Regions from separate parts of the Homo sapiens genome. Here region 2 is linked to region 1. Evidence: chromatin loops called from intact Hi-C (ENCODE). Cell type or tissue: OCI-LY7. All regions are shown on one strand.

Evidence for each region. A loop is a pair of places that touch in the nucleus more often than their neighbours do. Peaks named below come from ENCODE experiments on the same cell type or tissue, not always from the same donor. Only the 100,000 strongest peaks of a DNase experiment are listed, where the experiment ranks them.
Region 2: a loop joins it to region 1, with 9 times the contacts of the local background. A loop is called at or near these places in 62 of 110 quality-filtered maps.

What each region holds. Positions count from the first base shown.
Region 1 is chr13:91,721,410-91,723,909 of GRCh38, reverse strand. All of the region lies in intron 3 of GPC5 (glypican 5), which reads right to left. Among named protein-coding and RNA genes, the nearest start is that of GPC5, 320 kb to the right of the region's middle. In OCI-LY7, no CTCF peak of the experiment used is centred here; a DNase peak (open chromatin) is centred at 1,419.
Region 2 is chr13:91,373,872-91,376,371 of GRCh38, reverse strand. No RefSeq gene overlaps it. Among named protein-coding and RNA genes, the nearest start is that of GPC5, 23 kb to the left of the region's middle. In OCI-LY7, no CTCF peak of the experiment used is centred here; a DNase peak (open chromatin) is centred at 1,071.

The DNA.
Region 1 (2,500 bases):
AGTAAGTTGGGCCAGGTCACTATGGGGGCAGAGGTAATGTCCCAGATACATTAGATTTGGATTTTATTTTTCAGACTATTGTACTATATTAATAACTAATGGGCAAGGGAACAGAATTATCAAAGCCCTGTTTTAGAAAGATCTGCTATAGTCATTGCAATCAACAAAGGGACTATTCCAATAGGTGAGGTAAGAGAATATTGGAATAAACTCAGAACCAGTGAAATCAGAGAGGAAAAGGGAAAGTTCCTTTATGAGTGCAGTGAATGGTATTTGACTAGGGGTTGACTCCCTATATAAGGTAAGAATGAAGAAGTTAAAGCTCTTGGTGGTTTTAAACCTAGTAATCGGGATGATTAAAGAGCCAGACACTGATATATGGAAGTTAGAAGGTAGAACAAATTTAGTTTATGGTGTACCTGTTTTTTTTTTGGAGGGAGAGATTAATTCTCATTTTGAGCTTTAATTGTGAGGTAATTTCTAAAAGACAGCTCTAAATAATAGATTGGAGATCAAAACCAAGTTAATGAATAGAATTGCATGCATAGAGCCAATAGTTAAACCCATGCAAATAGATGAAATCATAAAATGTATATAAAATGTAAATGGCAGAAGGAAAATCTTTCAGATGCAGGAGAAAGAGAACTCGTATAATATACTGTCCCCACCCCACAAAAAAGGAGGAGGAGAAGAGCTTTTACTATGTTGCTACGTTTGTATCAATAGAAATGAAAAAAAAATAAATAAAAATAAGTGATTACAAAATATTATGCCCTAAAACTATGAAACAACTGCCATCCAAATAGTAGATATGCTACATTCAAGGTACAAATAATTCCATAAGCCAGGTACGGAAAACATATAAAAGTTATAACCATAATACCACTTTTAAAACACTAGTACATTCTAGTATTGCAACAAGGAATATTTATAGGAAGTTATAAATTATTAAGACTCCATAAAGCACTGCCTTTAAACAAGCTACCCATAAGGAAAATTCCAAATTTGTACAAGGTGCCCAGTTCTTGGGGAAAACCAAATAAAGTAATGTTAAGGTTAAGTAAGAGAGGAAACACATACTATCTCTGCTTGGCAAGAATTAGAGGTATGTTTATGCTATGGTTAGCAAAGAGTAAAGAAGGTCTTCTGTTTAAAGTGTTTACTTGGAGGCATGGATCCTTTCAGTTTTCCACAAGTTGCTTCTCCACATGGATTTCTGCTAGATATTGTCATAAATTTTCCCATTCTAACTCATATTATATTTTGAATTAAGGAAAAGAATAAGGAGGAAGAGGCAGAGGAAGGGAAAGACAGGGAGAAGCAGAAGCACGTTTTAATAATCTCCTATTGGCCCCACTGTGAAAAGAATCTTGATTCCACGTTGCTATTTTTGCATTCCTATATATTAAACCACCAGAGGGCGCTTCTGCATTTCATTCCTATTCATAATTATTAATTAAACTTACTGTATGGGTCCATTTAAAGCATTTAGTTCAGGCTCTTAAAGGAAAATCCAACTTGTAAGCCCAAGTGACAAGTGCTTAGATATGAGAAATCTTCAGAAAAATCTAGTCTTTTATGGAAAACCACCAGGCTGAGGCTGCAGGGCCAATGTCGTTAAATAAGAAATGGAAAACCAACCCATAATTGTAGACTAATTTGTCCAGACTGAGCTCTCTCAAAGTCAGGAATAGAGATACTGAGAATTGACCAAGGATTTCAATTATTTCCCCTTTTTCTCTTTCTCTCTTTTTCTTTCCTTCCTGATTTCCAGTTTTAAAGATGCCTTTGTTTAAGAAGTTCAAAGACTGAAAGCCAAATCAATTTTTGTTCTTGTTTAGCTGCAGATGACAATGTCAATCAATACACTGAGCCCTCATTATTGGTAGGACATTATTGTAGTAGATGGGAATAGAGCAAGGAACCTTCTCTCTAGGAGCTTATATTCCAGTGAGAAAACTAAAATTATGACATTAAATAGACAACTTTAAGTCTTGATGAATGTTATTTAGTTAAGAATGCATCATTGGTAGTGGAATGGGGTAGAGTGGGGGTGGGGTGCTCCAGCCAGGTGGTCAATTGGTTTAAATACTATTTTCTACTTGTTTGGAAAGTAGTATTTAGGTTATGTTCTGAATAATGTTAACAAACAGCCATGGGAAGATCACAGGGAAAAACTTTATATGCAGAGAGAACAACTCTAAAATAGAAGAGAAAGAAAGGCCACTGAAACTGAAAAATGCCACATAGTACTGGGGAGCCTAGGGGGATGAGGCAAGAGGCAGACTGGCCAGATCATCGGGTAGTTTCCCACATGCTCTGCCAAGGGCTAAATTTGTGTTCTAAGTGGGCTCTGAAGTAACTGGAGAATTTTGAGCATGGCAGTAACATGATCTCTTTTATGTTTCAAAAAAAATATCACACTGGCTGTCATTTGGAGAGATGTATGCACAGGGCATAAGAAAATGGACAAGAGGCTGGGCACGGTGGCTCACGCCTG
Region 2 (2,500 bases), 350 kb after region 1:
GCTTAAACAGGTTTGTTTATTGCTCCATCCTCAGCACATGGACTAACAAGTGTCATGTAATAGGCACTCCATGTTGAATGCATGAACATGAAGTTGGGATCATCTGCTCTCATTAAGATATCCTGATATTGATCACTGATGGCTCTGTCAGAACGGAGACAGGAAAGATCCAGTTTTAGCATCATTTTAGACACGCACAAACAATTCCCACATTTCCTCTTCCTAATATAGTAAATACCATTATCCCACTTATAACTGAAAATGTGCTTACACTTCCCCAGAGGCCAGCAACACAAAATCAAATCCAGCTACTCTGTAAAACTGTATGTCCAGGATCTCTAGAGAAGCACATTTTTCTTATTCTGATGAGCATGTGACTTGTCATGTGTGGCAAAGGTTGACTAAATTGTAAGTTTAACCCTCCTGTGTTCTGGTTATCTATTGTTGAGTCACAGGCTACTCTAAAACTAGTGACTTAAATCAATGACATTCATTCTGTTCATAAATGTGCAATTTGGGCAGGGCTTGGTGGGGACACGTTATCCATGCTCCTGTTGGAGTTAGCTGAAACAGCTTGAAAACTGATGGCTGGCATCATCTGAAGGCTCAGTTATTAACATTTAGTTGATGCTGACTCTCAGTAGGACCTCTGCTGCGGTCATGACCAGAATCCTAGCACACGGGTTCTTCATGTGGATACTTAGCTTCCTCAGCGCATGGTGGCTTGGTTCCACCTTAAGAGAATCAAGCAGAAGCCTCATCCCTTTTATCTCAAAAGTCACACAGTGTCACCTTTTCCATGGCCACTGACCTACCCAGATTCAAAGAGAAAATATAGACCTGTACACCTACTGATGGACAAGTGTCAACATTGCACCATAATAAGAGCACAAAGGATGGGATATAGATTATTGTGATCACCTTTGGAAAACATACTCTTCTACCTTCCAAAATACCAAACATGCAGTGATGAAGACAGGCAAAATTAACCAGTATTTGAAAAAAGTGAAAGTAAGACAATAGTGGTTTCATACCTTATACCACCACCCTGTGGCCAGGAAGAGCAAGGCCCATATTTCTGATCACTGTTCCTCAGCCTGCCAAACTTGGGCCACCAGTTATACTTCCCCAAACTCCCCGCCACCCTCTACCCCACTACAGCCTTGTTAGAGAGGAGTTTAGGGAATAAGTCTCCATCTTTGACAGCTCTCTTTTTGTTGTTGGTGGTTCTGAAGCTCTGAGAATGGACTTAAGACAAGTGGAAGAAATTAATCAATACAGTATTACCTAAAATCTGAATTGCTGGTCCATTAGTTTTCTCTTAGTTCCACCAATTAAAATGCTGGTTCATGGCCTGTTTGCCCTCAGAAATGCTCGTTGCCTTTTTGCTCTTCTAAATTTGGTGGTCTCTTCATCAGGATCCTATGTCATCTACCTTTTGTTGGAAGCAAGGAGCGAGGGTACTCCTCCCTCTGCCTTGGGTAGAATCTCTGGCCAGTAGCTGCATTTCCTTCATGACCCTATCACCTGGGTTTCAGGAACACTCCATTCTCCATTCTCCCTTTCTTCCTCCATTGTAGGGAGATGGTGCCCCACCCCCCGCTGTTGCTAATTTCTGGGTTGACATACCATCCCATCTGACTTCTCTCAACTATTCCACCACCTAAACTAAGTCCATGGTTAAATGCCCTCTGTTTCAAAACCATAAAGTTACTCTAGTGTTATTTAAGTATTCCAGTATTATTTTAGTTATCCTATCTCTGTTGCAGTTTTTGTGTATTTGTAGCTGAATCTACAAATTTTTAAAAATCAAACTAAGTCTATGTCACGTTCTCTTTCCTTTTAAACTGTGGCTTCTCCCATTTTAAAGTAAGTTAAGAATGTATTAATTTATTCACTTTCAGACAAGACAGGTATTTACTGAACACATTACAAACTATACACATTTAATAAATAATTCTCACAACTCAATGAAGTTGGGACATGACCCTGCTCTTATAGTGAAAAACAACTGAGATTCAGATAAGTTAATAAAATAGCTTATCCAGAGGTCTTTTTATTATTCTTCCCACTAAAATACACTATGTCACTGCATATCTTATTTTCACTCATTGGTCTTTATCCTGGTTTAAAATTAGCCATTTGGAATTTGGTAATAAATTTCTGGGTGTTTAGTGAGCTCCTCCAAAGTCCTTATTTATGTTCTTGATAAGTATTTTTTTCATCGATGCTTTGATAAATCAAAGCTTTTGGCTCAGAGTTAGTTACTATAAGAATCCAATTGGTACTAAGGTAAGGAAGGGGAGTTAAGGCATTTCAGGATAGGTGGACACAAGCGAATCACCAATAATTATTTCAGTTTTTCACTATTTGCATACTACTCTCATAGAACCCAAAAAATTTAATTTGTAGAAAGAACATCTACAAATAAATAAATATTAGCATTGAAATAAACCTGTTACTTGCTTACACAGCAGGCCTGTTATTAGGAAGAAATTTC